Regions from separate parts of the Homo sapiens genome. Here region 1 is linked to region 2. The links are chromatin contacts, found by Hi-C or POLR2A ChIA-PET in ENCODE. All regions are on one chromosome and are shown on one strand. Each heading gives the region's core, a stretch centred on a gene start or an enhancer-like site at or near the end of the contact. The rest is flanking DNA. Distances are from core to core; before and after follow the strand shown.

What was found. Hi-C counts contacts between places; a loop is a spot of excess contacts on that map. ChIA-PET counts read pairs that join two places held with the same protein, here RNA polymerase II (POLR2A). Pooled maps may share reads with other maps.
Region 1: POLR2A ChIA-PET joins it to region 2 with 18 read pairs in BJ. The contact joins two enhancer-like sites. A Hi-C loop is called at or near these places in 1 of 50 pooled maps. POLR2A ChIA-PET finds 5 or more read pairs at or near these places in 5 of 52 experiments (BJ, GM12878, HEK293T and 2 more).

What each region holds. Positions count from the first base shown.
Region 1 is chr18:44,923,372-44,928,980 of GRCh38, reverse strand. All of the region lies in intron 3 of SETBP1 (SET binding protein 1), which reads right to left. Among named protein-coding and RNA genes, the nearest start is that of MIR4319, 44 kb to the left of the region's middle. Within about 2 kb of position 4,028, at least 2 of the 41 ENCODE cell types and tissues checked have a DNase peak (open chromatin) inside an H3K27ac peak, as active enhancers do.
Region 2 is chr18:44,867,607-44,873,192 of GRCh38, reverse strand. SETBP1 (SET binding protein 1) reads right to left here. Exons shown (of 6, transcript NM_015559.3): 3 at 3,910-3,963. Among named protein-coding and RNA genes, the nearest start is that of MIR4319, 100 kb to the left of the region's middle. Within about 2 kb of position 2,377, at least 2 of the 41 ENCODE cell types and tissues checked have a DNase peak (open chromatin) inside an H3K27ac peak, as active enhancers do.

The DNA.
Region 1 (5,609 bases), core at 2,779-5,278, 54 kb before region 2:
CCAAGAGCAATAACAACAAAAGCCAAAATTGACAAATGGGATCTAATTAAACTAAAGAGCTTCTGCACAGCAAAAGAAACTACCATCAGAGTGAACAGGCAACCTACAGAATGGGAGAAAATGTTTACAATCTACCCATCTGACAAAGGGCTAATACCTAGAATCTACAAAGAACTTAAACAAATTTACAAGGAAAAATCAAACAATCCCATCAAAAAGTGGGTAAAGGCTATGAACAGACACTTCTCAAAAGAAGACATTTATGCAGCCAGCAGACACATGAAAACATGCTGATCATCACTGGCCATCAGAGAAATGCAAATCAAAACCACAATGAGATACCATCTCACACCAGTTAGAATGGCAATCATTAAAAAGTCAGGAAACAACAGGTGCTGGAGAGGATGTGGAGAAATAGGAATGCTTTTACACTGTTGGTGGGACTGTAAACTATTTTAACCATTGTGGAAGACAGTGTGGCAATTCCTCAAGGATCTAGAACTAGAAATACCATTTGACCTTGCCATCCCATTACTGGGTATATACCCAAAGGATTATAAATCATGCTGCTATATAGACACATGCACATGTATGTTTATTGTGGCACTATTCACAATAGCAAAGACTTGGAACCAACCCAAATGTCCATCAATGATAGACTGGATTAAGAAAATGTGGCACATATACACCATGGAATACTATACAGCCATAAAAAAGAATGAGTTCATGTCCTTTGTAGGGACATGGATGAAGCTGGAAACCATCATTCTGAGCAAACTATCACAAGGACAGAAAACCAAACACCGCATGTTCTCCCCCATAGGTGGGAATTGAACAATGAGAACACTTGGACACAGGGTGCGAACATCACACACCAGGGCCTGTCGTGGGGTGGGGTGAGGCGTGAGGGATAGCACTAGGAGATATACCTAATGTAAATGACGAGTTAATGGATGCAGCACACCAACATGGCACATGTATACATATGTAACAAAGCTGCACATTGTGCATATGTACCCTAGAACTTAAAGTATAATTATATATATAATGTCATCACAGAACACATTGGAAGTGTTCAACAAATGTCAGGTATTACTAGTCTCCTTTTAAAAATTAATTACTAGTATTGACACCCATCATAAATGCAGTTACCCACTAACAGGGGTACAGCATGCTGCACCATTTAACCCTAGTCATCCCCACATCCCTTTTGGCAACAGTTCTAGTTCAAACTCCTGATCGGTGATGCCAGGTCTGGGAGAGGTCACTGATAACCACAGTGACAATAACTGCTTTGAAGAGGAGGCCAGCCCAGACCTGGCTCTGGTTACTGCCACATTTTGATTGGGCACACTCACTGGCTGTGATTCTGCAGTTATTTCGGGCCAAATAGCTCAGCCTCAATCTTCTCTGCCTTCCTGGAGTATAGATACCTTAAGATTGTTCATCAGTTATCCAGGAGTTGTGAAATGGACACACCTTATCCCCTTTTCTTAGAGAGTTTTGTCTTTTCCTCTATCAAAATATAAAAAGCTAGACATTGTATATTTCTTGAAGCAGTGCTTTGGGGTGAGGGTGCTGACATGCTATAGAGTCATGGGGACAAGATGAATCACATATTTTCAATGATGAGCACTGGCGCCTGTCTGTGGGCAGTTGCTGTCATGGAATGGTGACAGTGAAGGTTGAATGTAGGCTGCAGAGCTACATTAGGTCATAGCCTGAGGCATCTGACTCTCTTCATCAGAGAATCATTCATTAAACAAACATATACATTCGGTGGCACTATAGACGAGACATGGTGCTTTTGTAAATATATGAAATCTTAGTTGTGAAGGACGTTGGAGACCCTATTTTACAGATGAAGAGATCAAGTCTTAAAAGACTAATGGATTGCTTAAACTCAAATGGATAATCAGGGCCAGAACTTGAGCCACAGTCTCCTGTCTCCAATCTCAAGCTACCCCTCCTACTTTCCCTGACAGTAGCCCTTCCATCAGGAGACATGTGAAAAGCACCCTCATAAAGCCTCTGGGCACCCGGCAAGCCCATACACTTTGCTGAATCTTTCTTACCTATAGAACCTCTCCCAATAGCTCTGGATTCTTGAACCGACCTCCAAGGAAAGACTGACCTGAACCTGAAGCTTTTGCTTAGCTTGATGGCTTGACTATCTCCTGCAGAATTTCTTTTTGTTGTTGTTGTTGTTGTTGTTGTTTGTTTGTTTGTTTGTTTTTAAATCAGTTCCTTGAGCATTTCTGGTTAGACAGCTTGGTGTGGATGATTTTGGTTGCTTCTTAAGCAGGCCCCTTCTCAGACACCTGCCCTTCTAATCACTGCCCTATTGGCAGTTGCTCTGAGGACCTCTTTCCTTGATCCACTAGCTTAACCATGTTTTGGGATAGGCACTTCTGGGAATGGCATTCAGAAATTCCCTGAATCCAAGAAGAGATGGGGCACGAGGAAGCTGGGAGGGCCCCTGAGGGACCACTGTGTCATGCCACGAGGACACTGCATCCCCAGTCAGGGAAACATCTTTCTGCGGCACTTCCTGATGATGCAGCACTAACCATCAGACAAAATCATGCAGGGAAAAGCTTTCTTCTGTGGCCTTATGGAAGCTTTAGATGTATTAGGCCTTTTTTCTCCCAGCCTTTGATAATTATGCACCAGGCATAAGGCTTTTAAGACAAAGGCATGTTGCAGCTGCAGGTCAACAGAAACCACCTTCCATAATATCGACACTTCGGCCAGGAACAGTGGCTCACACCTGTAATCTCAGCACTTTTGGAAGCCAAGGTGGGGCGATCACTTGAACCCAGAGTTCAAGGCTGCAGTGAGCTATGACAATGCCACTGCATTCTGGCCTGGGTGACAGAGTGAGACCCCCCTCTCAAACACAAATAAAAATAAATAAAATGTAATATCTACATTCAGAATCATGCCTCAGCCTTGCCTTACCCTCACTGTAATGTCCCCAACAACTTCCCCCTTCCCAGCTGAGGGTCTTAATTTTATTTGCTCTTTATTTAATGTATCTGCTTTTTACTTTTCACTCACCTCTTAATTAGTGGCATGACCTTGGGCAAGTAACCTAACCTCTCTGGGTATCACTCCTTCTTTCTATAATAAAGAATTGATCACCCGGCTTCTCCAGGTTGCCCTGAAGTCCTAATGGATGTGAAAACATTTTGGAAACCAAAAAAAACTATATAAATGGAGGTTATTGCTGTTGTTTGTTATTGCTTGGTTGAGAGAACTCTTCTAATGATTTGGGAAAGGCAAGAATGCTGAATGTACTCCCTGTAAAATCAGCATGAGATGCTGGGATAAATTAGGATAATGTTTAGTATAATCTTTAAAATCATATTATTTCTACAGACTTTCTAAGGACTCCTGAAAACTCACTACCTTCCTTTCCTGTCTCAGCTGAAAAGGAGGGTTTGGGAGAAAGGAAGGAGAACAGAAAACAAAAACAACAGCCCTCCCCATTCTGGCAGTAAACTTCTAGCTCCAAAAGCAGGTTTTATTTAGTGTGCTATAAAAATAGTCATTTCTCCCATCATAAAAGTAGCCTGACTATCCAGCCTGGTTTTTCTGCAGTGAGTCTGTGAGTTGAGTGGGTCCCAGCTCTGGTGCAGGCTACAGCCTGTCCTCTCTTCTTGGATCCAATCTCCTTCCCTTGCAGCCCTGTATTTATACGGGGAAATGAAAGGAGGTTCTTAAGTATTTTATTATGTGTGAATTTTCAGGGTGAAAAAAAAACATACATTTTTGGAGATGGAACTAAGATTTAGTTGTCTCTTAGCTTTATGGTTACTGCCTCATGGGTATGTACCCAACAGCTTGAGCGCTGTGGTTTAAAAAAAAAAAAAAATCCAGGCAGAACTGTAGCAACTTTCCCAGCCATTAAACGAGCCCTGGAAAATTTAGCTCATTCTCGTGAAAAAAAAAAAAAAAAAAAAAAAAAAAACTCACACAGGATCAAGAAGGAAAAAGAGCATGGTTGGAACATGGAGAGAGGCTGCCTAAGCTGGACACGCCTATCCTGAACTGCCGTCCTGCTCTGCTCTCCCTGATCTTGAAAAGTGACTATGCTCTTCTGAACCATCTGGGAACACATTTGATGCCACATAGGAGGTGATTTGCTAATGGGGTATCTAGCTTAATCAGTTATCCCCAAGGTTGAGGGTGGGGGATGAGCAATGTACTTTGGTTTGGGAGTCTATTTGTTACTAAATAATCAGGTGAGTTGGCATGGAAACAACCCTAGGGTCTATGGTGTATTTCTAGATTTCTTCTGAATAAACCCATCCTCTGCCATATTAGCAAATTTGACTCCTAGAATGCAAAGGCAACTCAAAGCACAGGGGGCATGGTAGGAAAAGCATATTAACAAACCTGGTTTCTAGTGCATTCACTGTTCCTCTGAACCTCAGTTTCCCCATTAATATAATAAATAATAAAGTGGCTAATATGATAAAGGGTATACACAGTTCTACTCAGCTGTACCATTATAAATACTAAAATGCAACTATTCTTAATTTTGGATTAAAGATGGAGTAAAAACTTCACTCTTCAAAGCTCTAAATACAGTACAGGTCATTTTCCCTCTCTAGCCATTTCTTCTAGAGCTCCCCTGCACTGACTCTACACCAAGCCCTAGGCTGTGGATGACATCTGACTCACTGATCCCAGAGCCTGTTTATCAGAGGGAAGGACAGAGTGACAGGAGCCTGGGGAACTAGAATCACAAAAGTGCCTAACCCCCAACCTGGCATCATTTATTAACTAGATGGCAGTTGCCCTCTTAGTGCAAGCTGAACGGAAGCCACAGTCTCAAGGGTCCCACATCTACAACTGGGCCATCTTGATGTTTTCCTGTTTGTGTCTGTCTACAGCCAAATAAAAAGATGACTGTAGGGATTTTTCTGAAAAGCAGAAAATTTGGCAAGAGAAGGAAAAAAAAACGGACTGGAGTGTGGGTCTCCCTGGCAGCCATGGGACTTCTGCAAATGCACCTCAACACCTCATTCTCTTTACCCTTAAGCAACCACCATGCTGGCTCATTTTCTCATGGGCATCTGCTATCTTGTGTCTTCTAGACTGCACACACTCCTCCAGGTAGCATTAGGGCACTGTCAGGAGGAATATTATGAAAGTTGTGGGTTTCAATGTACTGCATAGCTCATTTTCCATAACAACCAATTCTCAAAGCTTTGACCAGTCATAAGGGGAGGTTAAGTAATCAATCATGTCCATAGATGGAAGAGAAGCAAAGTGTATCAAGATAACTGTTTAATGTTCAATGCTGAAGCTTCCATGCTCAGTGGTGTATTAACTGCTTAATTCTACTTAATTTTTCCCCCAAATGGAATAACCCTGACTTTTCAGCTGGCTCATAAATGCATACTCTTGGCCATGGAGATAATTAATTTAAAGAACATGGCTGGCATAGGACAAATTTTTCCCAAGTAAATGGCCAAATGCTTGTGAATCAATGCTCTACAAAGACTCAACAACATCAGGAGACTTGCCTGCTTATCCAGGCAATACAATGTTAGATCTCTGGGTGATTCTGGACATGTCTAAACTCCCTGACTTCAGTT
Region 2 (5,586 bases), core at 1,128-3,627:
AAAGGTCTTCCATGGATGCCTGTTGAATGAAATGGCAACTAAGTGAGTGAAAGTTCTGTTTTCTCTGCACTAAAACATGTTTTCCTATGTGTTCTTGTTTACTCTCTTCTTATCTTCCACCACAGCATGCCCTTGACCATAGTAGCAATTGACATTTTAGAAACTCATTAAAAACAGCCACCCTTCATAGGTGGCCATTACACTTGCCCCACACTTGAAATAATACTCCATTTTGCCTAAAGGAAGTATCCTATTCTCTGAGACAACAGAGGGTTTATGTAGCAGGTGAGGACCAAATCCTTTAGTCTGTGCTTTCCTCTGTGGTGGACGTTCGTTGTCACATCACTGTTCCACCACTGTGGCTGGGCATGCAGGACCTGAGTCTGAATATGGTGCCCATGCTATGGCTATTTCCTTACCACATTCCCCCACCTCGTAAGCATGTGCACAAGCACGTGGGCATCACCCACAGGCACTTTACTGCAAAGTTTAAGCAGCCTGCACATTCTTGTAGGAACTGAGAAATAAAAGTAAATAAATAAATGCCAAGAAGCCTTGAATGCTCTTTGCATCCTGGATGAAGGCACTGGATGCCAGCGTTTGCCTTGGATTGCTCCTGGAGATCTCAGCCTGCAAAAGGAATGGGTTGTCCAGCAAGAGGGGGTAGTAAATGAATGATGGTACTAACAACTAGTGCAAGCATGGCTAGCTGCTGGATTTTCCAGTGTTGTGGAAAGCATGCAAACCAACAAAAAATAAGGTAACAAAAAAGCATATAAAATATTACCATTAAAAAAAAACAGATGTGTGTGTCTATGTAGAACAAAGATCGGAAGACTATACCCCAAAATGTCATTGTGTATGATTCTGAGGTGAAATGATAGGGTATTTTCTTTCTGATGGTTTTCTGTATATTCCAAATTTCTACAATGGACACTTACAACTTTTATATTAGAGGGAAAAAAGCATAAAAGAAAAATGCAGAGGAAAGCATATGGTTTTTGGGCTTTTACTAAAGAAAATTAGATGTCAGCTCTTATTCCTCTTAGGAATGCAGGGGACCAGACAGACAAAAGAAGTGAGGGTTCTCATTTCCAGTAACCCAAAGACTTAGAAAGGAGGGTACTCAAGTGTGTCTGTTGCTTCAAAAGGCAAGAACAGGATGTTAGAAGGTAAAAGGAGATGTGTTTGGAGGTAGAAGAGTCAGGGTGGGTTAGGTGTGAATTTCAGAAGCTTTTCCATCTGTGCCTTTAAAACTTGCTGAGAATAGTACCGCCTACCAGCACCAGGCCTGACTCTAGAAGAAGCTCTACCCTGTGGCCCGGAGGCCAGGCTCACCAGCCTCTGGGGAGATCACCACCTGCTAAAACACAATACCCTAGAAAACACGGGCTTTCAGGCTCAACCTGAAAAGTCATGTGTTTATTTCCAGGAATGAACATCGCATTTTTAGTAACCAATAACCATGGGGAGAAAGGTAGGTAATCACTTCCTTACCTTCCTCTTCTCTATCTGGAAGCAGAGAGAAGACAGAGACAAATCAACAGAAAAGCCAGCTCAATACAGTCACTACTCTACACACTTTCAAAATCATCAAAGATTTTGTAACTATCTTCCTTAAGAGTCTAAAGCAGGAACAGGCATCAAGAAAAACAAACAGAAAACCTCTACATTCAAGTGGTAAGTGGGCACCATGCAAAAGCTGAGAGGACAGATAGTTATCCCTGGGAGGGGTCCTCAGTGAGTCCCCTCCTGACAGTCAATGATGGGTCTTGGAGGGGAACACACCCATGCATTATTGTGTGGGACTCAGTTTCATCTGAAACCCAAAGAGAGAAGGGGAAAAATAACAACAGAAGCCAGCAGTTTGGTGCAGTGGGGCTGGAGGGGGCAGTGCAATGCCTGTGGACAGCTTTCTATTTCTGTTTTAAAAAGCACCCAAAAGGATGCTGTTGACCCGAGACACATCTGGGCCTTTCACTAGAGAATTAACTTTGATCTGGGCATTACACCCTGGCCACCAGTTTCCCAGGACTTCCTGGCCTCAAGAACAGGCATCCTGAGGAGTGAAAAATAGGCATTTATGTTTCTTGCCTCAGGGTGATGACACGCAAATGGAATAACATGGAAGGGCTGAACAGAACCAGAGGAGCGAGCCATCTGCACTGGAAGCTGTGGGGCTGGTTGTGGGGGAGGCTGGAAGCTGCCTTTCTAGGATAATGCCCTCAAATGTTATGCACGAACCTCAAATATAGCTAACTTCTCCTTCACTGGAAAGTTTGCTCTATTAGTTTAAATCTAATATCTAAAAGTGTAGGTCAACAAACACGGAGAGAACGTGTTCAGCTCCGAAGGAAACCATGCCAAAACCACGCGCACACACACAACTCCAATAAACTCAGTCTCTACCGGGTGTCCTTTTCAAGCAGTAAAACAGCACCACACAATTTCCTTTAATGTTATAAATTTTCAGATTAAAACAAAATATTTACCTGGAATTGCCACCATGTATGAGTGTAGGTGTGGAGGTGGGTGGGGTAGGCGGTAAATGTTGATTTTCTTTTGTTTTTGTTTCACATTCCCTTAGCCCAACTGGAAGTTTGTGTAAATATGTGAAAAAGTAATTAATTAAAGGTTTTCAGTGGTTGACAAAAAAGGCTTACTGGCCATCTCTGTCTAAAAACTCACTACTTTCCAGACAGGAGGATTAACAAGGTGAGATGACAACACCCCACACTGGTGTGCGAATCTATCTTTGATTCTCACCAACAGGGCCCTTGATTCTGTTAATTCTCTTCCTCTAGCCTCCCACTGTCACCTGTTCCTAGCTCTCTGTGTGATCTGGGGCCACTGTGCATCAGGACTGGGTCCTCAGGTTCCTCAGCAGTGAGAGGGTGCGCACAGGATGTGGCTCACATGGGAGAAGGGTAGGGAGGGTGCAGTGGGCTCCTGGATGTGAAACACCTTTAAAGAAGAAAACGTGCCCAAATACATGAAATTCCTGCAATTAGAAACATATTTGCTCGACCCCTGGAAGTTCGCTGCCGTTAGCTATAATTTATTTTCCCACAAAGGTACAGCACTGTGAGACCTTGAGGCAGGCACTGAGTTGAAGGGTGACAGAAAGTTTCATTTTGCAAGGGGGACAGCGGCAGGGGCCAAGTCCCTTAATGATCACCTTTGGATTGATCTTTCTTTATGTACATGTTCTAACTACACCAGGCTCTATGTGAGCACACAAGGGCTTTTGTATAGCTGAGATTTGTGTGTATGTGTCTTTGTGTGGACTCCTTTTCCAGAGACAGGCAGGATGATGTCCATTTTCACCCCTGCAAAAAAGTCTCCAGAAAGCCCTTGCCTACATCCTCACACAGTTTGCCCATAGTAACCTCCAAACACCACTCTGGCCAGAGATAACAGTGGCCCATTTCCTGACCAAGATCAGCAAACCTCAACTGTCTGCCTCTGCAGGAGTCTGAGATTAACTTGGCTATCAGGCCTTGACTAGGAGGCATTTGCCGCAAAGATTACAGACATGCGAGTGTCCTGTCCAAAAAGAGAGAAATGCAGGGGAGAACCCCAAACCCAACCCACCCTCTGCCGCCATTGGTTTAACCCTTTCCTAAGCTGAATCCCCAACACTTAACATTCCGAGCATCTTGATCTCTATATATTTTTCTCCTATAGAATATTAGGAACGAAAGAGCAGAAAGAGGTGGTTTTGTCCATGCTAGAATGAGAGGAGCTGGAGGAGGAGAGCAAGCCACCAGGTCATTGTCAGTTAGCTAGGGAAAGAAGCTAGAAATCCAAGGTTCGGGTTTCTGTCCTGGCCCCAAAGGTGCTTGTTGACAACCAAACTCTGGATCATTTTACTCTTCCAAACTTCTTAAAAGCATCAGTGGAACTTACCTGTGGCTGAAATCCTTTGAGGTCACTGGCTGCAAGGTCACTGGCTGTGAGGAGCTGCAAAAGAATAAAGAAATTTTCTCAGTGACACTTTTCAGTTTGCATACAGTATCCCCACGACAACTGACCAGCAATGGACTTACCATAGCCTGGATGAGAGCTACAGAAGTGGGATCGCAGAAGGCAAATGTGAGATTTCTGGACTGGGAATCTAGGCTCAATGGCCTTCCCACTTTGTGCTCCATCTCTGACTTCATCACTTCTCTCTTGCTGCTCTCTCTAAACTATTTCTATGTGCTATCAGTTCTTCAGAGGGTCTTAAATTAGGAACCATGGGCTATGGATGGCCTTCATCAGGTCCATGGCTCCCTGAAATTGTAAGTATGTGTGAATCTATAGATGTATATATTTCCTTAGAGAGATGGGCCCTGGCTTTCTTCCTGCTATCAAAGTGGTCTGTGATACAAGAATTACTGCTTCAGAGACAAAGGTCCATCTCCTCTAAGAGGGCTTTTCCTTCCTTCCTTCCTTCCTTCCTTCCTTCCTTCCTTCCTTCCTTCCTTCCTTCCTTCCTCCCTTCCTTCCGTCCTCTCTCTCTCTCTCTCTCTCTCTCTCTCTCGCTGGAGTACAGTGGCATGATCTTGGCTAACCACAACCTCCGTCTCCCAGGTTCAAGCAATTCTCCTGCCTCAGCCTCCCAAGTAGCTGGGATTACAGATGCCTGCCACCATGCCCGGCTAATTTTTGTATTTTTAGTAGAGACGAGGTCTCTCCATGTTGGTCAGACTGGTCTCGAACTCCTGACATCAGGTGATACGCCTGCCTTGGCCTCCCAAAGTGCTGGGATTACAGGTGTGAGCCACTGCACCCGACCATTTTTTCTTTCTTTTTTAAACAAACAAAAAAAAAATCAGCTCAGTAAAAATGACCCTCTCCTCTTTACAGCTACATGTGACTCAGTTTCCCTTTTTCATATGTTGCCTATGATTTTATACACTATTTAGGATTTTATACACTATTAGGATTTTATCATTTATACTTCAAACAATCATATACAACATAAAAGAATAAAAGTCAGTTATATGTACTTTCTGCACCTCTGTGTTTAATCAATATTAAAGACTAAAGTTACGGTTTTAAATATTTTTGCATCCTTTCCAGGGTTTTGCACAAGAAAACATTAAATAAAAATGTATGATTAACTAGCAAAATAATCACATTCTTATAATAAATGCTGGGAAAGTGTGAGATAAAGAGGAAAAGGCAGATGCTTATTTTGATTCAAGGAGGGTGACTGCTAGCTTTGTTAGGCCTGGAGAGCATTTGTGAAAAATAGGAAAGACTTCATGTTTGCTGTAACAATGTTTTGTTTGGGTCAAGAAAGAGAAGAAATCATGCTGAGCCCCAGGGCCTCCAGCCTTCAGAAAAGCTCAACTGGAATTTTTAGCTTCCTTAAATGACTGCCAAAAATGGTGCTTAAGTGATGTTGAAGCTAGGATCCAGCAGAAGAGAGGTGGAGAAGGTAAAACCTGCACTGTTCCCCACCCCCCCATTCCCCATCCTGCAGGCTAGATCCCCCCATGTGGAAGGTGTCTTGGGGGCAGGCAGCACCACCCTGGTGGAGAGCTGGTTTGACCCCTCTGATGATAATTAAACAGCCAAGCCACAACACATTAGGCC